2 separate regions of the Homo sapiens genome follow, and region 1 is linked to region 2. The links are chromatin loops, found by intact Hi-C in ENCODE. Cell type or tissue: left lung. All regions are shown on one strand. Links, peaks and the distances in the headings refer to the core of each region. The heading gives the core; the rest is flanking DNA.

The links. A loop is a pair of places that touch in the nucleus more often than their neighbours do. Peaks named below come from ENCODE experiments on the same cell type or tissue, not always from the same donor. Only the 100,000 strongest peaks of a DNase experiment are listed, where the experiment ranks them.
Region 1: it touches region 2 in a loop (6-fold over the local background); 1 of 110 quality-filtered maps calls a loop at or near these places.

The regions. Positions count from the first base shown.
Region 1 is chr3:71,930,163-71,939,147 of GRCh38, reverse strand. No RefSeq gene overlaps it. Among named protein-coding and RNA genes, the nearest start is that of PROK2, 150 kb to the right of the region's middle. RefSeq lists a silencer at 844-893. In left lung, for the core only: no CTCF peak of the experiment used is centred there; no DNase peak of the experiment used is centred there.
Region 2 is chr3:71,991,068-72,000,052 of GRCh38, reverse strand. LOC105377157 (a long non-coding RNA gene) reads right to left here and starts at 6,354. Exons shown (of 2, transcript XR_940957.3): 1 at 6,269-6,354; 2 at 3,931-5,644. In left lung, for the core only: no CTCF peak of the experiment used is centred there; no DNase peak of the experiment used is centred there; H3K27ac peaks cover 1,195 bases.

The DNA.
Region 1 (8,985 bases), core at 697-8,696, 61 kb after region 2:
CAGTGGCTCACACCGCGAATCCCAGCACTTTGGGAGGCCAAGGTGGGAGGATTGCTTGAGTCCAGGAGTTCAAGACCAGCGTGGGGAACATGACAAGACCCTATCTCTACAAAAAAATTAAATAAATAAAATTATCCAGGTGTAGCAGCACGTGTCTGTGGTCCCAGCTACTCAAGAGGTTGAGGTGGGAGGATTGCTTGAGCCCTGGAATTTGAGGCTGCAGTGAGCTGTTGATCATGCCACTCTACTGCATCCTAAGCAACAGAGCAATACTCCATCTCAAAAATAAAAAATGTCTATAGGAAGAATTAATGAATGTCTAAGCCTCAGTTTCCTCGCTTGCAAAAATGAGGGGAATAACCCTCCTAAAAAGCTTTTAAGTTAGGTGTCATTATTAGTACAATTTTACAAAGGTAGAAATTGAAGATCAGAGAAGATAAGGATTTGCTCAAGGTCACACAGCTAGGAAAGAGCAAGATCAGAAATGGAACCAAGGGCTTCTGACTGAGTCTGGGGCTCTTGATATGGTACCACAGCCTGCTACATTTCCAGATTAATAAAAAGAAACCAGTGCACCCTCAACCACTTTAAAAGGCACACTGCCCATCCAGAATCACTCGAAGGCCCACATTATGTGGCTCTTCTCCATCTTCTCCTGAACAGTCAGGAATTGAGATTTCTGAGGGCAGATAGATTATAGATGATTGATAGATAGATATGCAGCTATATATATTATATGGTTTAACTGTGTTCCCACCCAAATCTCATCTCGAATTGTAGTTCCTGTAATCCCCACGTGTCATGGGAGGGACCAGGTGGAGGTCATTGAATCATGGGGGTGGTTTCCCCTGTTCTCATGACAGTGAGTTAGCTCTCATGAGAGCTGATGGTTTTATAAGGGGCTTCCCCCTTTGCTAGGCACTCATTCTCTCTCCTGCTACCCTGTGAAGAGGTGCCTTCCACCGTGATTGTAAGTTTCCTGAGGCCTCCCCAGCCATGTGGAACTGTGAGTTAATTAAAACTCTTTTTTAACAAAATAAGTTATGCAGTCTCTGGTGTTTCTCCATGGCAGCGAGAGAATGGGTTGATACAATATATGTTTTTTCTTTTTAATTATCCTCTAAACACACACACACACACACACACACACACACACACAGAAGAAGGCTGCCCTTAAGTTCCTCTAGGGGTGTGGGGTGAAAACATCCCCCTTCTTGTTGTCATCATGGCTCTGGAGGTCTGCTATCATGCAGCCCCTTTGTCCGTCTTTGCAATAGTTCCAGGGTCCTTACCTTACTTCCCTGAAGCTTTCATTAAAAGGGTGAGTCACATGGCTATTGAAAGGTGCAGAACATAGGTGGATTGTAATTTGAGCTACATAATTGCAAATGAACATGTTTTTAAACTCAGAACTTCAGTTTTCTCACTGTAAAATAGGAAAAGATATTTACTTCACAGGTGACAGTGAGAGTCAACTGAAAAAAAAATACCCAGTACTACGCCTGTTGTAGAGTAACTGTTCAGTAAATATTAAATCCCATCCTACCCACCTCCAGGGTTTCCCAACCACTTCCCGGGCCTCAGAAGAGTCTCACTGTGTTGGGTAGGGGGTCCGTGGACGGCAGGGACCTGTGGATGTACAACCTTGCTTTGCCATTTTAGAGGAATATCAGCCGAGGTGTGGAAGGGAGTTATGTCAGGCCCTGTTCTTTGCTAGGGAATGTTCTGCTAGGTCGGGACACTGTGAGTAGAGCTTCAGCAATCCCAGTGTGCGGCTCCACAGCGACTTGTCGCACCTGCCAGCCACCATCTGATGGGAATTACCTGAGAGCCACGACCGTGAAGCCATTCACAGGAACTCATTCTTCCAGGGGGTCAGCAACGGAAATGACCAGGACCAGAAGAGATACAAATCTGGTGGGATTTAACCTGATGAATGCCGGGCTTTCCTAGCCCATGGGGCCTTGTAGAACCCCAGGTGGAGGTGGAGGTGGAAGGATCTAGAGGTTGTTTAGTTATAAAGAATGATAACCTACTCACATTGGCTACTTGAGTGGAATTTAAGGAAATGCTCACCTGCCAGCCTTATCAGAAGGTAGGAGCCAGGCATCTCTCTGAAGCAGAAGTCTAGACATTCTAAAGTTGCGCCATTAAAGTAACTAAACGGCCAACTCTCTCATCTCTGTTTCTTGATTCAGAGAGAGAGAGAGAAATATTTAAGCGGCAAGAAGCCAACCAAAGCTCGCTCCTGGCCGAACAGCTGCAGAAGAGGGGTGGGCTTACGCAGGTCCCATTAGGCTGAAGGGGCCTTCCTTCCCCCGTGGCTGAAGGAAAAGAATTCTCAGAGACGGATGCAGACAACTGGCCAGAACCCCACAGCTTGTCTGCCACAATAAGCAAGTTCTACTTAGTAGCCTTTTACATTTAGGCAGGGCTCCATTTCTGTTTAAATTGGGGAAGCTTTAAACTTTATTCGCAAAGGGTTTTCTAGAATACCTTTTAGCTTCCTGACCGCTCAATCCTGCCACAGGACTTTTGAAAACTCTGCTCCCTCTGCCTGGAAAGCCCCTTCTAGCCTCCAACCCCTTCCATGGCCTGGTACTCCTCCTCCTCTGCAGCTCTCTAATTGGATGTCCTATCACCGACCCTCAGAGGAGCTCACGGTCATCAGTTTCACGCTCCGGTAATATGCTATGCTTTTCTTTCGCTGAGTTTATCACACGTGCAATGACCTGTTTGTTTTAATTATTTCATGTCTGTCCCTTAGACTAGGCTACAAGCTCTAAGAGGGCAAGGGCTGTTTCTTATGTACCACTTTATCTCCGTTGTCTGGTACATTGCTGGGAACAGGTAGGTGCTTGCTATATTTTCCCTCTTCCTTGTGCTAAACTCATGAATCCTCCCAATAACCTTTATTATCCACTTTTATGGTAAAGACACAGGTTCAGAGAGTGCAAATGATGTGCTGTGGGGTAAACACACCTAATAGCAATAGCTTCATCACACCCTTAGACTGACCCTGTATGGCAGATGCTCCTGAATGTGTGTTCCGAACTAGGGAATCCGGGGGTGACCAGCCCAGATATCATTCCTGATCTATAAACATCTGAGCCCCTGGCCTGTCCTGTGGCACACAGGCCGTACAGGGGATCGAGGCCCTGAGTTTGGGGTCAAATGAAGGTTGCCAAGTGGAGGTCGTTAGGGGAAGGGTGTTAAGTGAAAATACTGCATAAACTGCATGTTGTGTGCAGGGGGTTGCGGTTCTCCTGCCCAGCCCGCTGCTGCTGGACTCTCCCCTGTACGGAAGCCCCAAATAAAATCTCATGTCTCCTTTGCCGGCTCTGTCTTCAGCGTCTTGAATCCGCTGAGGTTAAGAGGGGTTCAGCACAACTAAAGCCACACAGCTGGGAAGATGCAGAACCAGGCAGGGCATCTCTCAGACCCCAAAGCCTGAGCTTTTTTATGATTCCATGCTGCTTCTCACATAGACCAGATATGTCTTATTTCAAGATCTGAAGAATCTCCACAATTAGTCTGAATGCCCACATGTGTGGCATTTTGCTTTTAAATCCACGGGCCTTAGAAGCAGCAGTTCTCAGAGTGAATCTGTAAATTGGTTTCAGGTACCCCAAATCTCAGGCACCCAGCATGTTTAAAAGCCCCAGTACCCAGCCCCACTTGCAGGGCTAGGTGAGACTCTAGTACTTGCAGTATCAACAAGCACCCCCAGGTGCTTCTAATGCACAGCCAGGTTGAAAAACCAGTGCCTTAGGGTACCTGGTGCTTGTCTGATTTTTCTGTTTTTGCTGTGATTACCTGGAGGGGGTTGGTAAAGGGAGTGTTGAAGCTTGCAGTGAAGAAAAGCCAAAGCTTAGCTTTTTATTCAAAAGAAATGCCTACTGCTCCAGGAAGATAGCAGGGGGGCATCTGAGTTGTCATTTGAATTGCTGGGATGAGGACAGGGTCTCTACTTCACGCCTTGGCGGTCTCACTAGCTCCAGTTCCTAGGAACAGGTGGGTCTCACAGGCAGGCTTATGGGCTCCAGAATTGGCTTGTAAATAACTCATACGGCACAGCTGGGTTTCTGGCCTCATAAATATTGACCAGCTGTGATTAACCGTCCACTCCGGATCACATTATCTAGTGGGAAAGCTCCTTTATTAGGGTATTAAATAAGCATGAGGCCGTGCCTGTTCTGTACAACAGCTTTCCCCTGTGAAGTATGATGCTCTGGCCAGGTGATCTCTACCCAGGCAGGTAAAAGAGAACCATCAATTCCATTAAACAAGGTATTAATTGAGCACTTGCTATCTGCTTGGCATTCAGCCAGAGACTGGGGAGATTATGGTGAATGAGATATTTAATGAGTCACAAAATACGTTCAAAATAAGCTCACCTCTCTAAAACTGCCTAAAATGACGTCAGAGAAAGGTGTGGATGAGAAGGAACCAGGACACTGTTAGTCTAAGACTTTATTTAAAAATGCGGGTGTATTCATTTCCCAATTCTCATTAGTTGCCTTCCACCCAAATGAGACCAACCCGAGCTTGCTACAGGAAGGGAGTCAGCCACCATCATGTGTGTTTGACAGAGACGCAAAAGCAGGCAGAGGAGCCAGAAAGCTTTGTAAAGGGAAGAAGGAGAAGATTTCAGCCCTGATTCAGGTTGTTGGCATGGGAGGTGGGCTAACGAGAAGTGGGGCAATCCTATGTGATGGGCTAGCGTGCATCTTTGGCTTCCTCTGATTGGGCCTAAGTTGAACATGGGGACACAAGTTGGGGAAGCTGTCAGTTACTGATGATATCCTGGCCACTTGGGGCTGATTGCTACAGCGGTTGTTGTGTGGCATCCTGGGCTGGTTACTACAGACAGGAGGCTAACTTTCTGGACTAGTTGCTGTAGGCAGTAGATTGGCTTCCTGGGCTGGTTGCTTCAGGTTGTGGATCAGAGGTCGGCTTTATATGTTGTCTGGCCATGGTCTATTTGTATATTCAGTCTCATAGGACTGCCATAACAAAGTCTCACAAATTGAGTGGCCTAAAGGAACAGAAATGTATTCTCTCTCAAGGCTGGAGACTAGGAGTCTAAAATCAAGGGGTCAGCAGGGCCACTTCCTCTCTTCCTAGCTCCTGGTTGCTATAATTGGTGGTGTTTCTTGGTTCGTAGCTGCATGACTCCCATAGCTGCCTCTGTGATCACGTGTTTCTCTTCCTCCTGGGCATCCGTGTTTTCACATGGCCGCCTCCTCATCTGTGTGTCTGTCTCGGTTCCTCTGCTCCTCTCATGAAGACTCCAATCATGTTGGATTAAGGACTCACCCTAATTCATTATAAATTCATCATAAGTTGATTGCATCTGCAAAGACCCTAATTCCAAATTAGAGCATGTTCACAGGTACCAGGGTTGGGACTTGAACATAGGTTTTTGGGGGACACAATTCAAACCACAATACTGTGTACTCTTAAGAAGGCTCCGAAGAGATGCCAGGAGCACATGCTGATGGTTTTATGGGGCTTTGGCAGGAATAGTCAGCCAATGTTTAAGTTTCTGGAAGAGTCAAGGAGGATTCTAGAAGAAAAAGGAATTGTCCTGGTGGTTTAGCGGTCGCTGTTTCAACAGTATGGATCTTACCAAGAGGAGTGGGGAGATGCAGTCAGAGGTTTAGGTCTTGTGCTGTGGAGTGGGTGGGAGGAACAGCTGGGAGGACAAAGACACTCAGGGGCCCCAGTGGAAAAGTGTCTCTCATGAGGTCACCTAGAGATGGCAATAATAGGTCAAAGGCCTACATGGTACCCAGGCAAAACCATCAGTGATGCTGATAATCATGGCCAAGATCGGATGCTTAGAAATGAGAAGAGATGGATACAGGGCTTCCCATGACAAGAGCAGCCTCATCGCCATCCCTGCAGTTTTTAGCCTTATAGGGTGCATTCATTTACTCGGGCTGCCATAACACAGTACCACAAATTGGGTGGCTTAAAACAATAGAAATTTATTCTCTCACACTAATAGCTACAAGTCCAAAATCACGGCATTGGCAGGTTCATTCCCTCTGGAGGAGAATGTGCTCTGTGCATTTTCCTAGTTTCTGGTAGGAACCAGCAGTCCTTGATATGCCTTGATTCCTAGATGCGTCACTCCAATCTCTGCCTCCGTCTTTACACGGCGTTTTCCCTCCGTGTCTGTCTATATGCAGATTTTCCTCTTCTCAAAAGGACACACTTTGTATCGGATCAGGGCCCACCCTAATGACCTCATCATAACTTGATTACATCTACAAAGACCCTATTTCCAGGTAAGATCACATTTACAGGTTCGGGGGTTAGGACTTCAACGTATCTTGTTGGAGAATACAATTCAACTCACAATACAGAGGATAGAGGACATAATACAGTGTTGTAAATGCTGTAATGGAGAGTGGGGAGGCCCGGGAGCACTGTAGGGAAGGGCCTGGGCTTACAGGGACTGGAAAGGCTTCCTGGAGGAGGCGCCATCAAACGGAGACCTGTGGATGACTAGGCACTAGAGAGGTAAAATGAGTTCCAGGAAGGAACAGCACATGCACAGACCGGGAGAAAGGGAAAAGCATGGTACGTTACAGGATAAGCAGTTCAGACTCGTTAGATCAGAAAGAACGAGAGAATAATGGCACAAGAGGAGCATGATAAAAGAGAGATGGAACTGTGCCAGCTGGAACTTTCCTGAGCAGCAGACACTTGGGAAAGAAGAGAGATGCACGGAAGAATCTTTATTTGTAGGAATTCTTTTTCTTACCTCAAGTGTCTGAGAGTCATCATTTCTATATGCAGTGCAAACTGCAATGATATAGTTTGGCTCTATCCTCTCCCAAATCTCACCTTGAATTGTAATACTCCCCACAGGTCAAGGGTGGGGCCAGGTGAAGATAATTGAATCACCGGGTGGTTCCTTCATGCTGTTCCCGTGGTCGTGAATAAGTTTCACAAGATCTGATGGTTTTATACATGAGAGTTCCCCTACACAAACTCTTTTGCCTGCTGCCATGTAAGACACGTCCTGCTTCCCCTTTGCTTTCCGCTATGATTGTGAGGCCTCCCCAGCCATGTGGAACTGTGAGTCAATTAAATCTCTTTCCTTTAGAAATTACCCAGACTCAGGTATGGCTTTATTAGCAGCATGAGAACAGACTAATACATGCAAGCTTGGAGATCTAAACAGAAGGACCTGGTGGCAAGCTTCCAGAGCTGATATAAAATAAGATGGCATTTGTTTCATTGGTCAGTAGCTACTACACACTGGCCATGTCGCAGTGTAAGCAAAAATCCATATTGCGCCTATCCTCCAGGCTATTAACAATCTGTCTACTGGGAGAGAGACAGTAACCAAATAATCCTTCAAATAAATGTTTAATTACAAATTCAGATAATAACATAATGGTAGGATTAGATTTGCAGGATTTTTTTCCATTTTTAAGAATCACAGTGGTTTAAATATTAGCAGTTTTTCTCTCTCATAAATAAAATTCAGAGATGGCTGGTACAGCGACTCTACAGTCATCAGGAACTCAGGCCCCTTCGGTCCTCTGGCCCATAATTTTTAGCATATCTCATGGTGCTAGATGGCCACAGGAGCTCCAGGCATCAGGTTCATATTCCAGGAAGGCTGAAGAACAAAACGCTATACCCCTTTAAAGAGCTTTCCTGTGAGTATTAACCAATCAAATTCCACTTACATGTCCTCATCAGAACCCTGTTACATGGCCACCTATCTGCAAGAGAGGCTGGAAATAATAGACTTTAACTGGGCTCATGTCACCCTAAAATAAAATCATGATTCTAAAACCAAGGACAAAAGGCAGAAAGGATATTGTGTGGGGAGTCGGATCCCTCTATCACATGAAACAAAGGAACGCCATTCTCCCAGGGAGTGATGCCTATGTTGAAAGATATAGGATGAGGAGGGGCTAACCATGTGAAAGGGGGAGGGACGTAGGTCTCCCCATAAACTAAACAGGCTAATGTAGCTGGACCATGGATGGGAAGATGAGGTACTGAGAGATAAAACAGGGCAAGGTAGGCAGAGACCTGATGAACCCGGGCCTTGTTAAGATGTGGGGCTTTATTCTAAGTGCACTGGAAGCTGCTAAGGAGTATTAAGTAGGAGATAATACCCTTTAGCAGGTGGTCTGATCATCTCTGTGTGTTTTGAGTGCCTACAATGTGCATGGTGCAGGGTACTGGTGATACAGAGTTATAGCGTCCGCTCGCTGGTGGAGCCTGGTTTGGGGGAGAGCAGCTGCCTTCTGGATTAGAGCTCACAGAACCATATGCCCAGCTGTGTGCAGGGAAGTGTGGGTGTCAGCAAAGGGTTAACCTCAGAGCCACCTGTTGGTAGTTGAATGCAATTTCAGCAAGATGAAGGGGAGGACAAGAACATGCCAGGCAGAGCTGGCCCAAGCGCTGCAAGTGTCCAGTGTCGAGGATCTGCCAATTACAGGTGATTTCTGGAGGAAGACCAAGAGATGAGACTTAAAGTCAGTCAGTCAGAGGTTAGATCACTAAAGGTCTTGTGTGTCAGGCTAAGGGGCTGAATGTTAGCGAGCCATGGAAGGGTGTTGAGTCAGGGAGTGACATGATGCAAGCTATGTTCTAGCACATCAGCACTGGCAGCAGCATGCAGGAATGCAGAGGAGGAAGGAATGCATAGTTACTGAAAAGAGGAGGTTGCTTTTTGTGCACTTGAACTTCTGCCTGTTGGGATCCTGGCTAATTTTATCCTTGTTGGCAGACACCTACTCGGACTACTCCTCCCTGTGAAATACAGAAGCCGAGACCTACATTCCCTTATCTGAAATTCTGAAATCCAGAAAGCTCTGAAAACAAATTTTTTTTTTTTTTTGGTGATTCATTTGATGACCAAACCTGAGCCTAAACTAAACTCATTCATCCCGACTCTGTCTGGCATAATGTAACTTAATCTATTTAGTCCACTTAATGTGAATATTA
Region 2 (8,985 bases), core at 523-8,522:
ATAAATCCAAGTAAAATTGGCTTAAGCAAAAACGTTGGCTCACTAATGGAAAATTTAAGTGACATTCCTTCAGGTATGGTGGACCCAGGCACTTAATATACGACGTGAAAATTCAAGCTCTCTCTAAACCTCTTGGTTCTGCTTCCTTATGTACAAAATCAGGGTTTTGCTAACAAGACAAAGGAGAGAATGGCTTCTGTACTGGGAGTTAATAGGTTACTGAGACAAGTAAATCCTTCCATTTTTAGGTGGCCTCTCTTCACATCATGGCACCCAGCATCTCTAGATTTGCATTTTCCTAATCCCAAGTCGAGCTGAACATGGAGCCTCTGTCTTTGCTACAGTTTTGATAAAAAGCCAGGTAATGGGATATATTGAGTGATTGGGATCATTTTTCCAATTATGAACAAATTGCTGTGGACAAGGGAACTCAATACTTCTATAACAGCATGAGTAACATGTCAACTCCAAAAGACAAAGGTGGTGTTAATCTCAGCTTGAACTGAGACTTTTGCAGGGCCGGTTCCCAAGGGAAATATGGATTCTGTCAATAAAGTCAAGGAATTGGATGTTGGACAGAGAGAAGCAACAAATGTCTCCTGTAAAGATGGAACAGCCAGATGTTTAAACATGGAGCCTTCTTCGTGAAACCCCATGATAAACCATACTTAAATATATCTAGATAGCTGAGCTGATCATGTGCCTCTCCTCCATGTGTCATCTTGTAAGTCACATCCTTTATTCCCAGTAACCCTGTTCATTCTGAATTCTGGAAATAACGTCATCAGATCCACAACTGTTGAGCTTTTGGGAGGGAAAGAATCTCCCTCCACATGTGTGGTGATATTCTTGGAAGAGTGATTTGTGGGCACTAAAAATGAATCATTTTGCAAAGAAGGGTGAATTTATACCATAGAAATGACTTTCAGGGTAATAGCACCTCCTCCCCCAAGTGGATCTGATGGGGATGGAATGTTCTGTGCTCTGGGTCTCACAAGTGATTCAGGCACTTACTGAGCACAAGAGTTGTGTGACTAGCACATGAATAATGCAACTGCGTGCTTTATAGATTTTATTCTAGAGGAGCAAGAGGAGAGAATGTAGGAGGAAGATGTGGTACATTGAAAAGACCAAAAGGAAAACTTGCTCATTTCTACTAATTGGTAACCTGGTAAGCAGTGATGGGAGTTTGCTAGTCTCTGTAACCTGTGATTGCCTATCCAACAACCCTTCCCAACCTTGCCACAAGGTTAGCTGAACCTGATTTTGTGCAGGTATGAGGCAGCCATGGCCTCAGGTAGGCCAGGTCACGCCCAGTGCTGATGGAATCGTGTGTGGCATAGACTGCTGGTTATCACCCAGTAAGCTGTACCTTCTCCCCTTTAAATAGCAATAGAAATTCCAATTTTTATTTGTGCCCATGGCTGTGCAGGATAGACATTTCTCAGCCTTCGTTACAGCCAGGTAAGACCATGTGATTGAGATTTGTCCAGGTGGAGTCAGCATATGTAGAATGTACAATTCTAAAAGTGTCCATTATAGAAAGGAACTTTGCTTTTTTTTTTTTTTAAGATGGAGTCTTGCTCTGTCACCCAGGCTGGAGTGCAGTGGTGCTATCTCGGCTCACTGCAACCTCTGCCTCCCGGGTTCAAGTGATCCTCCTGCCTCAGCCTCCTGAGTAGCTGGGACTAGAGGTGCGCGCCACCACGCCCGGCTAATTTTTGTATTTTTAGTAGAGACGGGGTTTCACCATGTTGGGGAGGATGGTCTCGATCTCTTGACCTTGTGATCCACCCGGCTTGGCCTCCCAAAGTTCTGGGATTCAGGCGTGAGCCCCACCGCACCCGGCCTGGAACTTTGCTTTTCCTCTCTTTTTCTTTCCTCTGGTGCTGGAATGAGTGCAAGAGGACTGGAGCTGGAGCAGCCATTTGGGGCTATGAAGCAACTTGGAGTGGAACCATGCACAGAGGAGCATGAGATTAGAAAGAGCCTGGGTTCCTGAAGTAGAGGTGCCCAACTGCATAGCCAGGCTTCCAAAATGTGAAAGAAAGCAACTTCTGTCTTGTTTAGACACTGTTATACGAGGTTTTTCTGTTCCCTTCCGGCCAGTGTAATTCTTACCTATACACAAGCTCATCCCATGTCCTCATAAAAGTTTGGTTGAGCATGGGGCATGTGAAGTTATTTTGAAAAAGGAGATATAAAGGGACATTAATGAGACTCTAGGAATTTTTCCTCGATCTTAAAGATTGAGACAAAACAGAGATCTTTCACTTGTCTGTCTCCGGGGGTTGGTTTTTTTGTTCGTTTGTTTGTTTTGTTTTGTTTTTGCCTATGATGCTAAAACTTCAACAGCAAATGTGGGATGTTGGAAGGATCCATCCCGAAGTTGAGCAGAGGCTGGCAGGACAGTTAGTGGGGAAGAACCTGTATCCTTGGTGACAGCAATGAACCACCTGACGAATCCCTTGGGGAGCCATTTCATATCCAGACTTGTTGTTACAGGAGATAACATATTTACTTTCTAAAAAATACTTTCCCTTGTGTTCTTGTGTTATCGTTCTTTCCCTCCTCCTCCTCTTCCTCCTCCTCCTTTCTTCTTCTTCTTCATCCTCTTCCTCTTCCTCCTCTCCTTCTTCTTCTTCTTCTTCTTTTCTTTTCTCTCTCTCTCCTCTCTCTCTCTCTCTCTCTGTCTCTGTCTCTCTCAACTGGAAACATTCTTACAGATACATTAATCAGTTCCTTTCTTAGTAAATCCAGGGTAGTGAGTCAGGGTATAAATAACAGTGATAACAACAACAGTAGTAGTACACACTGACATTGATCAGTCATGGATGGAGCATGATCTGTGCTAAGTGCTGCGCATGAACTTTATCTCACTCCCTTCCCCAAGAGGTGCTCTTATCCTTTCATTTTCCAGATGAGGAAATTGGGGACTAGAAAGCATACGCAGTGTAGTGCAGGAAAAATATCTTTTCCTTCTACTCCTCTAAGACTCATCTGGGGCCCCTGTAACAGAAGGCAGATTAACAAGAGAAACACATACTAATTTATTTAATATATGTATTTTACATGACACAGGAGAGTATGAGAAAGTGAAGACCCAAAGAAGTTGTTAAACCTGAATGTATTTATGCTAGGTTTGATGAAGAATGGAGATTCTTGGGAAAATGTGACAGGACAAAAGAAAGGTAGGAAGTAAGAGTGGTCAGCTGGGGAAGACAGCAAGCCTGCATCTAGGTTCCTCTACATGTCCTTGTGACTTGGAGATAAGGATCCTCCTCTTCTCCAGGCATAGAAAGGGCACCTCTCATGGAGGGGCTTATGACCTGCCTCAGGGAAAGGTCAGAGAGATCTTCCTGCACCTGCTGTTTTACAGATTCCTTCAGCTTGAAACAGTCAATGTGCCAAGGTATCATATTTGGGGGTAGCAGGTCCTGGAGCCTGTCAGTAGCTTGCTCAAGTTCTCTTAGTTACCAAATGGCAGATCTGGGATTCAGAAGCAGGGAGGCAGTATGGCAAGGGGCTTACACGCATTTGCACTGGGCTCATGGGACCTGTGTGCCTGTACCTCTCTGGTGTCTCAGCCTTCAGAGGTGAAATGAGAGGGTTAGACTTCAGGCTTTTCAAAGCCCCTTTCTGATCTGAACATGGACATTTAGGGGGCGCTCGGGGCTCCTCCCCTCCCTGATCTCATGTTCCTCAAATATTTTAGAGGGTGTGGGTTGGGGTGGTAATTTTTTATATTGAAATAACTTGAGATGTGTAGAAAACTTACAGGAATAGTGCAAAAAACAACTCACCAGTACCTTTTACCCAGATCCCCCACTGATGAATATTTCACCACACTTGCTTGGGGGTGGGAGAGGGAAGGAGGAAGAGAAGGGGTGGGGGAAGAAATGGGATGGAGAAAGAATGCTCCTTCATCCCTAAATATTTCAGCATTTATTTCCTAAGAACAAGCGTCCTTACATAAAGATAATACAATCACCCAAATCAGGAAATTAACATGGAGAGAAATGCAACCATCCAATCGAGGGGCCCTTTCAGATGCAGCTGCCTGCCTCAAAGATGGCCGTCATAAACACCCTTTCCTCTCTGGTCTAGGATCAAATCCACGTTGCTTTTGGGTGTCCCTTCTATTCAGTCTTTTTCCACTGGAAATGGCTCCTTAGCCTTCCCTTTGATTTTCGTGACCTTGATGTTTTTCGGGAATACAGACCAGTTACTGTTGTAGACTGTCCCTCAGTTTGGGTTTGTCTGATGTTTCCTTGTGATTAGATTCAGGTTAGACATTTTGGCCAGAAATGTCACAAAAGCGATGTGTTTTTCTCAGTGCATCCTATCAGAAGGCACACAATGTCAATTTGTCCCATAACTGGTGACGTTAAATTTGGTGGCTTTGAAAGAGACTTTGAGACTTTGAATATCATATGTGGAGATGCTATGAATGCCTGTTCCTCAGCAAACTTAGGCCCACTTGTTTTAGCACCCATCGATGATTTTTGACAGGATCAATTATTAAATGCTGGGTGCCTTGAAAGCTGCTCCACCCACTGTGACCCTGAGCAGGCCACCTTCCCCAGAGTGGGGCCCCTCTGCCACATTGGAGGGGTGAGAATCCTTGGCTGTGACCCTGTTGTTCAAGGGCCCAGGCCATGCTGGGCATCCTCAGATGTGGGCTCCTTTCTTTCCTCCATGCTGCAAGGTGGGCTTGAGAGCAGCTTCCTCTCATGATGAGTGATGAGGTCCCCCCCATGGGACTTTGAGGAGAGACAGGGGAGACATACAGGACTCTGATATTTCAGCAGCAGCATCACACTGCTCTTAACTACATTGCCAATACTGACCTGATCCATCTCTGGCTCTGATGCTGTTCAGCTCTTCTCCTAGTGTCTCCTCCCCCTTTTCTCAATGTGGTAAGGTATTGCAAGATACACACTGATGCTTTGGCCCGGTAGTACTTCCTATGGCTGCCAACCCTTTCCCCACTCTGGGAACCTGGGCCAACGGCTTTTATTATCTCAGAAAAAGGATGTTATCACAGGATGGGGAGAAGAAGGGAAATAATTCTGACAGTTTTGTGTTTCAAAAGTCATAGATGTTTTGAAATTTAGAGTCATATATAACAAAAGAGAGACGTTATCTTGTTCCTTGTACCTTTTGCCACCTATAAAGTTTCTACAAGTTGGGGAGGAAGTGTAAGGACCAGAAAGGAAGGAAAGAAGGCTTAGATGCTGGTCATTCCAGACACTGCTACAGAACTGAGCCCGTTGCGGAGTGGCAAAACCCTCATGTTGATTGGGGAATCCGAAAACCGGGGCTTGTACTCTCATTCTGGGGAGAATCCAGGGAAGTTGCGAGAGCCCAAAACTTAGCATAGACCTGAGTAATTCAGGGAAGAGGCACAGCCGTAGCACAGAGAGCTGGCATCCTGAAAGGCACGGTGGCTAGACGTGAGGAAGGACATACAGCTGCTGGCAGGACGAGGAGAAAATGAGGCATGTCAGCAGATCCAGGGCGGAGTGGGAGAGAGAACCACACTGCAATCTGCACACGCCATCCTCAGCGCCAACTTCCATCCCAGGGTAACTCATCACCCAAGACAGTTACTGGAGCTCCAACTGTCACACCAAGCTCCAGGCTGCAATAAGGAAAAAGAGGGGGAGGGCAAAACGGCCTGTTGGTTAGACGAGTCAGTATCCTTTACAGGGCCTTCCTGGAAGCCCCACACACAACTTCCACTTTTTATCTCATTGACTAGAATAAGAGTCACACCCAGCTACAAGGGAAATAGGGTCATGTGGTCTTTTGGCTGAGCACTGAATTAAAAATTGGGGTCGTTACTAAGTAGGAAGGGGAAAATGGATATGGGGTGGCACCTAACGGTCTCTTTCTCTTTTCTCATTTATTTATTTATTTAGAGACACGGTCTTACTCTGTCACCAAGGCTGGAATGCAGTGGTGAGATCTTGGCTCACTGCAGCCTCAGCCTCTCAGGCTCAAGGGATCCTCCCACCTCAGCCTCCCAAGTAGCTGGGACCACAGGCATGCGCCACCACACCTGGCTAATTTTTTTGTATTTTGGGTAAAGATGGGGTTTCACCATGTTGCCCAGGCTGATCTCGAACTCCTGGGCTCAAGTGATCTTCCTGCCTCAGCCTCCCAAAGTGCTGGGATTACAGGGGTGAGCCACTTCTTCCGACCTGGCAGTCTCTTTCAAGTCGTGCCTTTTCTGTCTCCTCCTTCCCACTTTTCTGGGCCTCACCTCTTCTTCTCTAGCTCTGAGTTCCAACCTCACTTTACAGCACCCTGAAGGAGCTACCAGCCTCATTTCTGTCACCTCTGCACAAAGGGGCACTGTTTGCATCCCATTGGTGGGAGTTGGTAGAACATGCTGGTGCTGTCATGGTTGCCTTGCCCACATGTTTTCAGTTTCATGTGGTTGCAATGGATATGCTTCCTTCCTGACGCCAATTCAAGTTTCAGCCCATGTCCTGTTGCCCATTGTGCGTGGTGGTCTGTGTGTGGACACAGGCCAAATAAGTCATTCTGTAGCCTCCAGTAAGGTGACCAGGTGGCCCAGGGGGCCCGAGCTGACTTTGGTACCAAAAGCCTGTAGGGCAGGTATCTTGGAAAATGCTGTGGAGTCTCCCTTTTCCTAAGGGAAAGAGATGAAAGAAGAAGGAACTGACATTTAAGTGACTGTCACGTACTAAGTCTTGTGCTAATGATTCTCAGATGTGATCTTGTGTGATTTTGGTGCAGGAACATCAAAACTATGAGGCAGGTAGGTACTTCTCCTAGTATGAGTTCTACCCAAAGCAGACCCTGAGACAAGGACTTGGGTACACATAGTTTATTTGGGCCAGAAAGGACAAGTAAGGAAATGGTATGTTGGTAAATGTCTAACATCTGGCTGTCCAACAACAATAACAACAGGCCGGGCAAGGTGGCTTATGCCTGTAATCCCAGCGCTTTGGGAGGCAGAGGCAGGTGGATCATCTGAGGTCAGGAGTTTGAGACCAGCCTGGCCAACATGGTAGTCTCTACTAAAAATACAAAATTTAGCTGGGCGTGGTGGCAGGTGCCTGTAATTCCAGCTACTGGGGAGGTTGAGGCAAGAGAATTGCTTAAATCCAGGAGGCAGAGGTTGCAATGAGCCAAGGTCGTGCCACTGCTCTCCAGCCTGGGCAACAGAGGGAGACTCTGTCTCAAAAAAAAAAAAAAAAAAATCAATAACAACAACAACAACCTGATTTATAGCATCTAGGGATTTCCCTGGTATAAATATGACACCATAGTCAATTTTAGGTCACCATCATGACATCACTGAACACAGAGGGAAGAGATGCACACATTGATTCTCAAAAACCTATGTAAGCTGGTACCAGCACATCAAAAGGAAGAGCTAGCCAAGATAAAGCCAATGAAGCGTGCCTTAATAAGCAGGTCACTAACGTGGACACATGGAACTCACTCTCATGGGTGCACTCTGTGAAACAGCATGGAGCACACCTCAGAATCCACTCACAGGGACACTGGCACACTTACCCATCTGACTCTATTCCCTACTGATTGAAGTTAACTTTCCCCCCAGCTCCAATTAGGTCTCCAGATCTTTGAGAAAGCTCACCTAGTGCCAAAAATAAAGCCTTCCAGCAGAGAAGAGAGAGGCACAGGTATTTGAGATGGGAATTATTAGCATGCTGGAAAATGCCTTTGCCTGCAGCCGCAGGTGAATTCAGGCGGCCCAAGGGTATAGGGGATAAAGCAGCAGTAGAACTGGAATCTGCAACAGGAGGCAACACACTTTTTCTGTAAAGGACCAGACAGTAAATATTTCAGGCTTTGCATGCCACATATGGTCACTGTCACATATTTTTCAAATTTTTTATTTGCTTGTGGTTTACAAGATTTTAAACATATAAAAAACATAAAAAAACCTTCTTAGCTTGTGGGGCTGAACAAAATGAGTCTGAGGGCCACAGATTGCCAAGGCCTGTCCTACAGACCAGCAATAGCAGCACCCAGGAGCTTGCAAAAATGCAGATTCCCAGGCACCACCCCCGGTACTGAATACAATCTGCATTTTAGCAAGGTGTACACAGTAATGTTTGAGGAACACTATGCTGCTGTACTATCATTTCCATCATACAGATAAGGACACTCAGTCCTTAGAGAGGCTGAGTCACCTGATAGAAGCCGCAAAGAGCCAGGACTCAAATCCAGGCCTGACTGATCCCAAGGCCATTCTCTTCACAGGTCTGGTTATAATTGTAAATAATCTATAAAAAATTTCAATTCCCATATGATATGGTTTGGATGTTTGTCCCTTGCAAATCTCATGTTGAAATGTGATCCCCAAAATTGGAGGTGAGGCCTAGTGGGAGGTGTTTGGCTCTTAGGGGTGGAGCCCTCAAGAGTGGCTTGGTGCCAACCCCATGGTAACGAGTTCATGCACGATCTGCTTGCATGAACCAGAGTCTGGGACCTCCCTCCCCTCTCTCTTCCTCCCTCTCCCACCATGTGACACACCTGCTCCCCCTTCTCCTTCCACCATGAGTGGAAGCTTCCTGAGGCCTCACCAGAAGCAGATGCTGGTGCCACACTTCTTGTACCGCCTGCAGAACCATGAGCCAAAATAAACCTCTTTTCTTTATAAATTACCCAGCCTCAGGTACTCTTTTATAGCTATGCTAAATGGGCTAATATACCATATTTAAAGTAAGATGGCTACTTTAAAATAATATCTAAGCAATTTTGTAGTGACATCATTGGAGGAGCCCTGTACATGGGGAAATGAGTCATTTTAGCAATCCATTTACAGAAAGACAGGCGATGTGGAGCTCCAGAAAGGAGTTCCTGTGTCTGTGATGACCATCTTCCTTACACATGATCTTAGGTATCTTAGAAGCAGACCGAGTCCCTCAGTAGATTGGAACCTCCTTGAGAGCAGGAACAGGGTATTCTCTTCCCCTGATG